Linked DNA regions of Homo sapiens: region 2 is linked to region 1. Evidence: chromatin loops called from intact Hi-C (ENCODE). Cell type or tissue: dorsolateral prefrontal cortex. All regions are shown on one strand. Each heading gives the region's core, and the rest is flanking DNA. Links, peaks and the distances in the headings are about the cores only.

Evidence for each region. A loop is a pair of places that touch in the nucleus more often than their neighbours do. Peaks named below come from ENCODE experiments on the same cell type or tissue, not always from the same donor. Only the 100,000 strongest peaks of a DNase experiment are listed, where the experiment ranks them.
Region 2: a loop joins it to region 1, with 3 times the contacts of the local background. A loop is called at or near these places in 2 of 110 quality-filtered maps.

Annotation. Positions count from the first base shown.
Region 1 is chr11:126,604,246-126,611,394 of GRCh38, forward strand. All of the region lies in intron 1 of KIRREL3 (kirre like nephrin family adhesion molecule 3), which reads right to left. KIRREL3-AS1 (KIRREL3 antisense RNA 1) reads left to right here. Exons shown (of 2, transcript NR_174952.1): 2 at 6,416-7,149. Among named protein-coding and RNA genes, the nearest start is that of KIRREL3-AS4, 45 kb to the right of the region's middle. RefSeq lists enhancers at 2,953-3,638, 3,639-4,324, 4,325-5,009. In dorsolateral prefrontal cortex, for the core only: CTCF peaks have their summits at 3,227 (motif pointing right) and 3,429; a DNase peak (open chromatin) is centred at 3,236; H3K4me3 peaks cover 449 bases; H3K27ac peaks cover 345 bases.
Region 2 is chr11:126,786,382-126,793,530 of GRCh38, forward strand. The region is part of intron 1 of KIRREL3 (kirre like nephrin family adhesion molecule 3); the gene reads right to left. Among named protein-coding and RNA genes, the nearest start is that of KIRREL3-AS4, 140 kb to the left of the region's middle. In dorsolateral prefrontal cortex, for the core only: CTCF peaks have their summits at 4,443 and 4,651; a DNase peak (open chromatin) is centred at 4,440; H3K27ac peaks cover 1,411 bases.

The DNA of each region.
Region 1 (7,149 bases), core at 667-5,666:
GCTGACAGGGGTGAGTGTACACGTGGGAATGGGCAGGAAGACCACCCTGAAGGTCTGAGGCATTCTGTTCCTAAGCTAGGATGAAACTGAGTATTCCATACATACTGGCTGCATTGCATTTTTGTCTAGCATTCTTTAATAAGAACAGTAAGAGCTGCCATTTGTTGAACATGTACCATGTGCCAGGCTTGTACAAGATAATGTGTATACCATATCTCATTTAGTCTTCACCACAGCCCTACAGAGAAATTCACTGTCCAGACAGGGAAACTGAGGACCAGGCCGTTCGCAGTTAGTGTTAGTACAGTCCTTCTTGGCCACTCTAAATCCTCTGCTGCCTCTACAGCTGGAGGGTTCTGATCCGTTGGCTTACAGGTGTGTCCTGTGGGCCACATGGGGGTGGGTGGGTGTTCACAGCACACTGCCTGGAGCCATGGTGCACACAGCAGGGGGTCTGAGGCTGCGCAGAATGGCCCACTTCTAAACAAGCGTGTCTGAGCTTTGCCAGGTGTCCATGTTTGGAACACAATAAAAGAGGAGGTCTTCGAAAGGAGGTGACTCAGAGAAGCAACGCTAGACTCACCCCAGAGCTGCAACCTGCTAACTTCACAGAGCCTCACAGCAGAATTATTTAACCCCAAGCCCCCTCTCCTCATGGGGACAAAAGAGAAATCAGGCTGATGCTATCTCCCTCATAGCACACTTAGGAGGAGCAAATGAAACGGCATATGTAAAAGTGCATTGTAAATTGCAAAGTGGCAGATGAGATTATTATTACTGCTTCCTTCACCTCAACAAAGACCCATAATCACAGACAATGCATCGAGCCTGGTGAGGGTGTGGCCTTTCTTGGCCCTGCCCTTTCTCCTTGGCTCCTCCCACGCTCTTGGCTTTTCTCCTGGATTCCCTGCTCTCCCATCTGCAGCAGGTTGGGGCCCCATGGATAACTATATCTAGGGACCGACTCCTGGGATCTTACCAAGTCACATTTGCAGTTGGTGCCTCCTTAGTCACTGCCAGGATTCCAGGCAGGTATAATGTGCTGCACTTAATGTAGAGGATCAGGGTCCCAGTGAGCAGCTTCATCTTCAGGCGTCGGGAGTGGGAGCAATGGAGCACCCATGGTCTCCAGGTCTCAGGCCACTTGGGTCTGGGATTTGAGGCTCAGGGGGAGGAGTCCTGCGGTGACTGCTGTGAAGTGGTGTGGGGGCTCAGGATGGGACCTACTTCATGGGACATGATGGATGAGACTCAGGATGCCAGGAGGGAGGCACAGCCCACACTTAGCAGCTTGGCGCACGCAAATAGGAGCTCTGCTCACAGCCTGTGCTGGGCACTTCATTTCCCAGAGACAACCGGCGCGTTTTAATAATGTCTACTTGGGTTAATGAAAGTTGTCGGTTTCACTTAATAAATACATTGCCATTCTTGGCCACACATATCCGTCATGCTGGGCCTGGAGCTGTGCGTCCCGCCTGAGTTGAGTAGGGATGCTGGGAGTGGGAATGGGGTGGGGAAAGCATGGGGCATATGGGTAGAGAGTGAGGTCTGGAGGGCATGGGACATGGTCCCTCTTGGGAGTTAAGCAGAGGGAGTCCTCTCATTGCATCTTTCCTCTGGGATCAAATTAGAGGCACAAAGGGCAGAAGGGAACCTTGGAGGTTCCTCCTGTTCATTCTCTGCCTCAGGGAAGTGACACACAGAATGGCCCCTTTGGCAGGGAGCAGTGAGCCATAGTGTGGTCCAGAGGGACGCAGGCCATCTTGGGAAGGAATCCCAGTTGACCACTCATTATCTCTGTAACTAAGTCAATTATTCAATCTCCCTGAGCCTCCATTTCTTCAGTAAAATGGAGCTAATAATCATATTTGCTTCATAGAGCCTGTTTCGAGCATTCCAGCATAAGCCATGGGAAGCTCTTAGCAGGCACCCAGCATCTAAAGCACTCAAATCAGAGTCACTAGTATTATTAATGTTAAAATATTATTTTTATGAAGGCACAGTTTAGTATGGTGTTTATGAGAGTGGATCTGGAGTGTGGGTTTGGATTTCGGGTGTATCACTTACTAGCTGTGTCACTCTGGAGAATTTATGTAGTCTTTCTGTGTTTCAGTTTCCAAGTCTGTAAAATACGGGGAAATAATACCTAACTCATGGAGCTGTGAGGAGTGAGCAGATTATGACATGTACATCCTTTGGAACACAGACCCAATAAATGTTAAGAATTATTAAGTTGTCGATTTCACAGGGCCATGGGGGAGGGAAGTCCGGGCTCTCTGGGAACTGCCTTCCACATTTCCCCACCTTAGGGTGGTCTCCAGACCACATCCCAGATGACCTTACACACCCCAGGGGTTGATACCAGGCCGAGACCCTCGACATTCCAGGGAGGGAACCGGAGGACTCCAGTCAGTTTCCAAGCTGCATAACTTGGTTCAAGGTTGGCAGTGAGGGGAGAGACCCAGGGGAGGGATCATGCTTAACATTCTTGGGACATTCTCCTTGAACTCTGCAGGGGCCTTAAAACATCCCTAAGTGCCATACCTCTACATGCTGGCCTTCTTCTGCACTCTTTTTTTCTTTCTTTAAAAGCTTAGACTGATTAAAGATGGGAAGGGATTTGGGGGGTCAAGGGAGGACTCTGGATGGGAAAGGGGAGAAGCTCAGATGATGGGAAGGGGCGGGGGTGGCCAGGCAGTGCTTTCTAGCTGAAGTAAGCAGCTTTGGAACCTGCCTATCACATGGCCGGGTATTCCAGGGTTTTTAAATTGCATGCCACATGTTTATCCTTATTAAGCAGTTGTTCTCTTCCAAGGGGCTCTCTCTGGCAGCCAAGAACCAACCACAGGGCTTGTCGTGGGGCTTATGAGTAGCTAGGGCCTCCCAGGAGGTCGTCAGAGTGGATGGAGGGGCAAAGCCAGGAAAATACCTGGGGGCTTCCACTCCCTAAACCCAGGGAAACGATGGAGTAGCTGAGCCGAGATTGGCTCACCTCCTTGTACAGGAAGAAAAACTGCGGCCAGAGGGGCAAGGCGAGGAAGTCGCCATAACACATTTGGTGTGGTTTTGGGCAGACAGAACGGGTTTCTTATGGCTGGGGCTGCTTTCTAATGTGAATATGAGTACTCTTGGCTGGGAGAGGAAGGGCTGGAGGAGAGATCAGGAAGGAGAGATCCACATCTGGCTCCGAGCTGACTCTCGGTGACCATGACCACCTCCTTCCACTGGAGGGAGCAGCCTCTCCGCAGGTGGGGCTGTCCCTCAGGAGCAGGAACTGGGCTCCCGCTGGAGAGAAGCAGCGCTCCACGTTCAAAGACCATTATTGCCATTATTAATTGATCGCTGTTATTATCATGTAGGCATTAAGTGGCTTCCTCTGCCCTTTGAGTTGTAACACTTAGGGCAGCTGCTAGCGAGGACAAAACAAAGCTTCCCTACTGCAAGAGCTTTATCTGGGTCCCTGCTGCTGTGTGGCCTTCTGCAATTAGCCATTTTACAGATGGAGAAACTTAGTCCTAATGATTTGCTGAAGGGCCGAGTTGCTTAGCCCTGCAGGGTACACAGATGAATAGGGAGCGTTGCTGAGCACTTGCAATCAAGACAGAGTTGCCACCCACTGCAAGGACGAACATCACTACTGGGTCAGCTCTGCAGCTGCAAGTCTGGGGAAAAGGGATCCACCCAGGCACTAGGGCAACTGCTCAGCCCCATCGCAGCAAGGGCCCGAGGAACGAGCACGTCAGCTGTCTCCAGGGCCTTTCTCATCATCTCCCGTGCCTGCCGTGCTGTCTCTTACCAACCCAGGAGGGAGGGTTGGTGGCTGCTGCTCCATCCTCACCCTTTAGACCACCCCACAGGTGGGACAGGGTGGGCCCAGGTGGAGTCTGAGCTGGGTGCCAATTCCAGGAATGCAGCTGGAGGTGGGGGCGGGCCATGGTGGGCCAGGACAGGTGGGAGAGAAAAGCAGGAGGCAGCTGAAGGGGGCGGTCTCAGAAGCCCCCGCTGGGAGCCTCCTATCCACCTGGCAGGCGTTTGGAACAACGTGCTGAATAACAGCAGCATTTGTGAAATCTAATTAGTGCAGGCCCAACTTCTGACTTCCTGTGCGGGGGCTCCTCCTCTAGCCCCAGGCTATCGAGCTGAATTAAGCTGCCTAAGATCACCTCATTAAATTCACTAACCTTGCTTTTCCACCAGGTTTAGCCCCTGGTGCCCTTCCTCTGTCTGTGGGAGGTGCGCGTCTGGCATTCCTCCAGTGCGTTCCCAGGCAGGTGTTTTGAGAAACTCCCCTCCTCTTCCCTCCTCTCCCCTCCCCAAATGGCTCCCTTAATCACGAGCTGCTTTCTTCTGAGCTCAATAATCACCCTGGACTAATCCATACACAAAATCCTGTGGCTGCAGTAGGAGCCCCCTTCCCAGCCCTCCCTGGCTAAGGGATGGTGGTCCCAGAGGCACTGAGGACTCCTCCTGGAGGCAGGCAGGGGGCTGTCCAGAGGCAGAGCATTGGGCCTGCTGGCAAACTGCTAACTGGCACAGGTGACTTGCATTTCCTGGGGCCTAACTGCTGGGAGTGCACTTCTGGAGTGGAGATGGGCAATGGGGATGCCTGATGAGACCTATGTCCAGGACAGGAGGGGAGGGGATGGAGAAGCAGCTCTGGAGCCCAGCTTGCTGTTAGCCCTGAGAAACAAGTGACTTCCTGTGGGTCAGAGTACAGGGTGGGTAGCAGAAACAATCAGGCCAGAGGGGTATTTGTTGCAGAAGAGAAATGTGATGCAATTAGTATGCTAGGAGAATGGAAAACTAACCCGGAGACAGGGCTAAAGTTACTGCCCACTCAACTCTGCATGGAATTGTGCTGAATTGAGGAGCACTGCAGCGAGACCTGACCACCGCCCAGCCCAGGTTGGGTTTGTTTTCCCCGCTCTGAGACCGGACCTCAGGAAAGGGGTGCGGGGAAGGTTGGGTTCAGAAGGAGAGACTCTCCAGCCACACCTGTGAAGCTCCAGGCAGTTTCCCTAATGTCTCTCCTTAGCCTCTTGCAGAGAGGGCTAATGTATGTCTTCCCCCCGGGCTGGTGGCTGGGTTAATTGGACCTTGTTTATGTAGCATCTATTATTTATGATTTCCTTTCGTCTCTCCTGAGTATGACAACTGTGGTTAAGCAACCAGAGTTATTCCTGCCTCGGGACATGTATGAGGACGGTCTCCTTTGCAGCCTACCTGAAGTGAATGTGAGGCCGAGAGGCTTCGTGAAAGGTTAAGTGGGTGGGGGACCTGCTGGGAGAGAGGGGCAGGGGAATGTGCCTGAGATCAGACAGCCTTGCACTAAGCTCAGCTCCTTTCTGGGGGGACCTCCGATGCATGCTCACTTGTATAAAATCTAACTGGAACTGGGATCGTGTTCTGGGGGTTCCGAACTTTGGCTGCATATTGGAATTATCTGAGATGTCTGAAAAACCTGACAACCAGAGATTCCAGATTAATCGGTATGGGGGTGTGGCTACAAGGTTTCAGAGCTCCCCAGTATTCTAATATACAGCAAAAGTTGAGAGCCACTCGCAGCTCCAGCACATTCTTACTGTGTCAGTTTTTTTCTGTTGATTATGAACAACAGCAGCTAACATTAATAGAACCTGATGATGCGATAGGCACCGAGATAAGAATTTTATGTGGATGACTTCAACGAATCCTCAGAACAACCCAATGTTGTTGGAAGGTGCAATGATCATCTTCCTTTTACAGATGAAGAAACTGAGGCTCAGGGAGGTTAAGTAAATGAGGCCGAAGTCACACATTGTTTCAGTTACAAAGTTAGGCCTGACCTGACTCCAAAATCTGTGCTGTTAACTTTTTTTTTTTTGAGACAGAATTTTGCCCTTTCACCCAGACTGGAGTGCAGCAGCAAGATCTCGGCTCACTGCAACCTTCGCCTCCCAGGTTCAAGCGATTCTCCTGCCTCAGCCTGCCGAGTGGCTGGGATTACAGGCATGCACCACCACGCCTGGCTAATTTTTGTATTTTTAATAGAGATGGGGGTTTCGGCATGTTCGTCAGGCTGGTCTTGAACTCCTGGTCTCAAACAATCTGTCTGCCTTGGCCTCCCAAATTGCTGGGATTACAGGCATGAGCCTGCTTGTCTGAACTGTAAGAGGATTTTAACAGTTTCCCAAGCAATGCTTCATATTCACAAATGAACACATTAGGCTCAAGGACAGAAGGGACATACTTAGGATGATAGACTAACCTGGCCCAGCCTGCAACCTCATGGGAATGTGGGATAATGAGAGAGAATGTTTGCATTGGAGGTCTGTGGGCGTAGAGCACTCAACAAATGCCAGGCACTGGGGCTATAATCACATGGGGAGAAGGAGCCAACCGTGCATGTCTGAAGCAGGTATTCTCTTCCCTGCAGGTGCCAGGACTACAGACAGGGCAACGGAGAGCAGGGGCTTGCTGGAGAAATCCATCCTTCCCTGGGATCTCTTGGAGGGCTCTCCATCTCTCTTAGAGCAGTTTCTTTCTTAGACAGTTGAAGCTGCCTCAGTGGTCTCCCCAGATCATGCAGGTCGGGGCAGAAGCTTCTCACTCAGAGAACTGAGAATATCATTTTTCACAGAAGTCTAAGGTGGAATTTAGACCAAGATATTCTTGGCCTTAGCAGTTTGACTCGGGCGGGGGTTTGAAGCTGGAACTTTTCAACATACATCTCCAAGCTTCAGGAGGAAGCTAGACACATCTGAAAGCCTCTGAACAACCTGCGATGAAGATTCTTGAAAAAAGAGACCATTTGCCTTAGGGGCTAAGAGTACAGGTGCAAGAGACAGACCGCCCACATTAAAATCTGACTCCACTCCTGAGCTGTGTGACTTTGGGGAAGTTCCTCAACTGAAGTCACAAAGACCTAATCTGGGAGGTGGGAATAGTCATAGAAAAAGGATCGTGGGGAAATGAAACGAGAGAATACATGTAACGTTCTTGGCTCACAGCGCCCGGTGAATGTTAGCTGCTATTACTGTTGTTCCTACCACCGCACCCTCTCCCATTCCTTTCCTTCTCAATTCTATTGACATTTTTGGTGTCTAACTCCTTTTGAGAGATCATGACTTTTGTAGAACTAGGCTGCTTTCACTCTTTGAGGGTGGTCTT
Region 2 (7,149 bases), core at 1,352-6,351, 180 kb after region 1:
GAGTGTGGTAATATTACATTATAATAAAACTTTTTTTTAAATGTGTTAATTCCTGTTTCCTAAAGCAATTAATAGTAGACCAGCATTTCATTTTATTTGTAGAAACACATAATAATGGTCATCAATAATAAAATAACCTTCATAAAAATTAATAGCATTAAAATAAACATGGCCTGGAAAAAATAGTGTAATGGTTTCCTAACAGAGACACACTGACTTCCTCCAGGATCACGTCTGGGAAACTTTTTCTTATCAAAATGACTGAAGTTTTGTCATTTAGGCTAGTTGAGGAAAACAGGCCAACTCTAGGCCTGCATGCTGCTCACAGCCTGGCAGCCCAGTAGCAAATGTGCTGCCACCGGGCTCCTTGGGCTGAAACCATGAAGCATGAGCTGGCCTGGTCTGGGCATCTCTGTTGGTCTGCTTGGAGGGCACTCTGGATGAAGCCCTCATTTGATTTCCTAACAGGGCTGAAGCTACTGGCCAGGCCGTTGGTTGAGATGGAGAGTCTGCAGGAAGGGAGGACAGGGCATAGAGCTGGTCTTTCCTAATGAGCAGAAGGAGCTGCTATTCCTGCAAGCAGGGGTTGGAAGGGAGAGGCAGTGGCTCTCTTCACACTCCCTTATCTGCAGTTAGAGGAAATCTTAGCAGATAGAGCAATGGGTTCTGGCTTTTGCCTGCATTAATGGCAAGGAAAGGGCCAGCACAAGGGGCCAGTTATGTGATCGGTAGGAGTGTGGGCTGAACATAATGTTAGTTCAGCCAGAGGGCCACTCACAAGAGAGAACACCTGACAGAATGATGAAATGATGGAGCCAATCAACCCCCACACAGATGTATTTTCTCTTCCCCTATGGCACAAATTTTCAGGACTCTGATTTGCAAGACATGGACCAGAAAAAGACAGCCTGCTTTATGTGTGGGGAGTTTGCACAATTAATAATATAATATTGCAAGGGCCAGCAATTTGATGGTATTTATTATTCACATAATTTAAATCATTGCCAAATGCTAAAAACAATATAGTCCACCCCACCCAAATCAATATAAACATATCCCAAATACACAGCAGAACTTTCTCCATATTGTTTTTCTTGACAAAGCTGAAGAAGGGAGACCCAACTTTTCATGCAAACTTCTGGCATCTTCTTTTCATGTTTTTCACTAGAGGAAAAAAGTCTGGTTCTTTTTTCCTGGAAAGATAAATTTTTAATGAATGTAAATGTTCTTTCAATTCCTTGGTTAGATGGAAGGGATGGTACAGCTTGGACAGCCAGCCTCCGGAATATAATTGACTTGCTTCTTGTTATTTCTTTTCCCTTTCACTACCCAGTGAAGCACAAATGCTCTCAGCTTGTGCCTTTGTTTCTGAGCTTGTCATACCCTCAGCCAGCAGATACAGGTTGCCTTAGAAGGGAACACTCCTGATGAATTGGCCTCACTGCATTGTCTTCTAACAATGGAAGCAGGTCTACTCTGACATATCTGCTCTTCACCCTGCTTCTTCTTGGCATTCATTAAGTTTGTATTTATCAAATATCTATTATGTGCCAGGCACTCTTCTATTGAATCCTCACAACTCTATGATGTAGCTTCTATTATCATCATCACCCCCATTTTACAGGCAGGGAAGCTGAAGCACAGAGAGGTCAAGTCAATTGCCCCAGCTGATCCATGACCAACTTGGTAGCCCGGCTCTGGAGCCCATACTCTTAGCCACGACAATATTCCGCCTCCCATAGCATCTAAAATCTGCTAGACATTGTGTGCAAAAAGAGTGGGTGATGGAGTTGGGCTTGGGACAAATGCACAATCTGGAAGGAAATCGTTTCTAACCATCTCTTTTTCATTCCTATGGACGTTGCCTCCCAGGGCTGCTCTCCAAGCCCCAATTCTTTTGCATACATTTGGGCTTCCACTTCCACTTGCTGAGATATGGTTTTTCCCACTGTGCTACTCAGACAGGGTATGCAAGTTGCATTTGACATTTCTGCAGGGTCTGTGGCCCTTGGTTTTGAGACTGAGACAGGGCTGTGCTTCTTCCCTTGCCTCCTCTGTCCATGTTCTAACAGGAGCTCTGCAGAGTGGCAAACACTCCTGTCAAAGAAGTCCAAGGGAACAGTGCAGCCACTTCTCAGGGTATCCACCTGGAGAGAAGCCTGCAGCATTAAGCTCACCTCTGAGGGCTGCTTTAAGAATGGAAGAAGGACCTATGTTCTGCCAGGCTGTGCTGCAGTTGCTATGTCTTGGGTTAAAAGTCTGTTTAGCCTCACCAGACCCATCATCACCAGTCCTCCACATTATAGACCACAAAGGCCCTACAATTGCTATCAAAGGAACTGATTGTTTTGATCTGGAAGCCGTCAGAGTTCAATCTGGAGTCATCCAGGCAGCTGCATGTTGTATTATCCGCATCATAGGGCAAGGAGAGAGAAATAATAGACTCTTCGGTAGATTTCAGTTCCCAAATCATGACCTCCATGTGTAGAAAATCAGCATTGTAAATAATCATTATTATCAAAGAGTGTCATGTATTAAGCATCTACTGGAGTGTGAGGCTGGGCACCTAGTCAAACAAATCCCTGTCAAGATTTCTTTGACCCAACGGTGGGCTGGGTTGTGCCCTTCCTTCCTGCTCCCATAAATGTCCTCTGAATAGCTCTGTCACTGCATGCGATGATGCTGTAACACAGGTGTCTGTCTTCCCCATATGACCATGAGCTCTTTAGGGGCATGGACTACTCTTCATCACCTTTGCTTCCCCAGTGCCTAGCAGCCCTGGCATACAGTTGGCACGTAATGCAGGTGTGCTAAATGTTCATCTTTTCTTCTTTCTTTCTCCTAAATTTAGTATTTCTCATGACCAAAGCCAACCCTTGCCACGTGCAGTGCCCCATCTCCTTCGCCTTCTCAAGGACTCCCTCCCTCACTCAGTCCCTCTCCTTCTTGCATCTGAAGCTCTTTCTTCCTTCCCTGGACCATTCCCACAAAGCAGAAAGTGAGCAAACCCATATTCAATTATCCTTCACTCCTGAAATCTCCCCTGGACCTCACACTCTGTTCTGGCTGCCATTCCACTTCTCTGTATCCCCTCCTAGAAAAATTGGAAAAAGTTGTCTGTACACATTGCTTCCACTTCACCTTCTCTCATTCACTCTTGAGCCTACTCTTTCTGGTTTTTACTCTCTGGTTCCAAAAAATTGTTTTGCCCTTGTTAAGACCCTTGCCAGTCTCTCAAACTGCCAAATCTTGAGGTCCCTCTGTCTCCATCTCCCCGGAGTTGTAGGAAGCATTCCACCACAGTGGCCTAGTCCAAACTTCTCCAGATTCATTTCTCTTCAATATGGAGACAGGGTACCATGCACTCTGTGGTTTTCTGCCCACACTTTTCTTCCAGCCCCTTCCCAGTCTTCCTGTTAGCTTCTTCCTCTTTTCCACTCCCTAAATATGGAATCCCGTCCTTGAACTTTCTCTTTCTGGGCTGTACTCTCTTTCATAATCTCAATTCTGAAAAAATATAGCTGACAATTCCCATATTTATACCTTCAGCCCAAACCTTTACACTATATCCGACTGCTAACTGGCATGTCTCATAGGACCTCAAAACGACACAGTCCTGAACCTCTTGATGTCTCATTATTCTCCCCACACCACATCCTCTTCTAGTCTTCTCTGTCTTAGTAACTAAAACCTCTGTCTACTTAGTTGCTCAAGCAGGAAACCTGAGTGTCATCCCTAACTCCCCTTACCCACTCTATTGGAGTGGTCCTCCCATGACCTACAGATTTGTTCACTTGTTTCTTGTCCTCTTGCCTCTCTTTCCGCAATCTGAGGTCACCGAACATTGCACTGGGCTTTAAGCATTCATTGACTGATTAGACGGACTCGGTCCACATGCTCTGTTGGATGAATGGATGGATAAAGACTGGTTGAAGAACAGGAAAGGCCCAGAGCCTTGGATTCCCAGACAAAAGCATAGCCTCCCAGTCTTCATGTCAAGAGGCTCTCCCCTGGTTAGCTTGATGACATTGGTCATCGAAGTTAACCTTCCTAACACTCAGTTTCTTGATCTATAAAATGGGACCAGTAACACTTAACTCATGAGGTTATTGTAAGGATTCAATAGCATAATACCTAGAATATAGTTAGTGCTCAATTCATGTTTAATTAAAAAAAATACTTGTTAGGCAACCACCCAACCATGTGATCCATTATTTTTTTTCCTATTGTTTTGGCCTGTGTCGCACCAAGCTTGAGGTGAACGTAAACAACATAACCAGGAATGAGTTCACGAGCAGAGTCATTGCCAGTGAGTCAGAGGAAAGAGTGATTTCCAACCCTAATCGCAGACGTGGGAAGAGCCTTGCTGTGCTGGGAGTGACTGGAGCTCGGCTCTGTGGAGCAGCCACATCTGCTTGGGTGGGGGCGCTCTTCCCCCATCTCTGTCCTGCATCTACCACAAGCTGGGCTTTGCCACTGTCTCCTGTTCCTGATCCCAGGGGGCAAATGACGGATGGAACCGTCATAAACAAGAACAATGCCTATTGTGCTCTGCTTAGAAATGGCCTGTGTTCTTTTAAAAAATATGAATAAAATAATATACTGAGCAAACTGGGTGGTGTGGAGGATTTGTCGATGAGAATGCAAATGAGCATGATGTCACTTCTTAGCTTTGGGAGGAAAAAATGAGTGATCCTTGAAATGGTCTTTTTCTACCGTTAGGACAGGAAGGAAAAACCATCTTTGGTAACAAAAGATCAGAAATTGCCTCCTGAGCGCTGCCTGGCTGCTTCAGAAGAAAAGTCTGTGTTTAGGAAACCTCTTATTGAGGAAAGAGTACATTTTGGGGGGCCTGTACAGGGAATTTAGTGGTATTTGTTGACCTGATGAGATGAGAAATAGTTGAGGTATTAAATCGTAAAGGGAGGGCAGGTGTTATCATAATAGGACATTCCAATTCATCGTCCCTGGCCTGGGCTGCATGCAGCCAGCTACCCGCTTCCCAGGCTTCTGCTCACGGGAGCTTCAGCTTGGCCTCAGCTTATGCGGAGTGAAAGCCCAGCCACTCCTGATGGTGACGGCATTTGCAGAAAATTGTACATATTGTGCAGATCCATCTCCTTTTCTTGCCCTTCTTTCCAAAGAAATGAATTCACTGGGCACTTATGAAAATAAATGACTGATGGGAGAAGGCTGGAGCCAAGCCTTTTGTAGGCAAAGGGATCTGAGTGCAGTTTCGAAGCCCATAGCCAGGGGTCAGCCATCCAGGCCACAGGGTCCAGGGGCCCAGATTCCCATGGCCAGGCCAGGTGTGAATGAGTCTGAGCCCAGTGAAAGAGGGAGAGGGAACAGAGAGGGATGGCCAGACCTTGCCTTCTTTGATTTCTAGAAGACTTCCTTTGCTTGTAGACACCTTTTAGCAGGTGGAGGGACAGTTGTGGGGCTGTAGGGGCGGTTTCTCAGAGTGTGAGGTATGGGAATGTGGATGTAGCATTGATTCACACTTGCTGTCTGCTGTGAAAACAGTTTAGAGGGAAGGCGGGGCTGCTTTCAAAGAAAAACAGGTGAAATTCATTGGTGGTGTGGTTCTCCTCTTCTCTGTATGCCACTTTTCCCCATTTCCTGGTGCCTCTGCCGACCTTCCCAACCCCAGCCTCCCTTTTGGGGGAGACTTGCTCTTAGCTGGCTAGTAAGGAATCGAGCCAGCAGAATGTTAACGATGGGAGGCAGCGAGATGTAAATAAACCCGGCTCTGAGGATAGGTGGGCCAGGAATCAGATCCCTGTTCTGTCACTCATTAGCTAGCAGACCACTGTGAGTCATTTAACCTCAGTGCTTTCCAATCTGTAGAATGGACATCATCATGGCCACCTCACAGTGTTGTTGTAAACACAAGATGAAATCATGAGTGGTGTTGGCAACGTTGTAGTCATTTAACCCTTCAAACAACTTTATGAGATAGGTCCTATTATTACCGTTATTTTTCAGTTGAGAAAATGGTGATGCAGAGAAGTTAAGTAATTTGCCCCAAGTCACACAACTTGCAAGCAATAGAGCCTAGGCTGAAACCAAGCAGTTTAGTGCCAAAACTCGTGTACGTAACCACTGGACTCCACTGGACTCTTAAGTTGAATCTTTACCTGTCTAATGGCCCAGCAATTCTTCAGGTATAAATCCTATTGCCTCCGTCAGAAAACATATACAAGGCAGCTCACAGCAGCATTGTTTATAACAGAGCCCAGATTGGATACAACTCAATTACCCATTAATAGGAGAATAGATATATAAATTATGTTATATGCACACAATGCGATTAACAATGGTTACAAGTAACAACATGGATAAATCTTAGACCATGATACGAAGTGGAAAAAGCAAATTGGAAAATGCTATATAAAGTCTTAATCCAGTTTTATAAAGCTCAAGAGCAAGCAGAACTAAACTATACTGTTTAGGGATATACACGTGTGATAAAGCTACCAATAACAACAGCAAAAAACTAATAAGAAGATGAAAAACAGTGGTTACTTGTGGGGATGGAGAAGGATGACACAGGAGTGGGGTGGGCAGGCTCAGGTTCTTCTATTGGGGGGTTCACAGATGGCCATTTCCTTATTAAGCTTACATCTCTGCTGTGTGTATTCCTTTGGACCTTTCAAATATTACACAATAAAATTAAAGTGTTCACTATCTCACATGTGTTAACTTTTACCTTTTTAGCTCCCCACCCCCACCCACCTCCAATAATGTCTTGTAAGGTTTATTGCAAAACAGCAGAGGACAAGATAATGACCTTTTTAGTGAGACAACAGGCCAGGGCATGTAAAAGTCACTGGAAATTCCTTTAGACTCTGGAAGAAAGCCACAGTGCACGGGGCTTTCTTGTTGTATTCACTGGGGACCATGGGTCTTATTTTAGTTTTGCTAATGCAATAAGGTTGTAGTGCTGAACAGTGCAGGCAATCTGGGTGGAGTGAGCAGTCAGGCTAGGAAGGGTTACTTTTGTTCCTTCAAACCGCTCTTAGTTCCTTTGGATGTGCATGCTCAGCTAGAGGTCCAAGGAGTTAGCCAGAGAGTGAAGGAGAAAGAGAGTAGGAGAGACAGATGATAACAGGTGCACCAGCCCAGATGTCACTTGCAGGGAGTTCC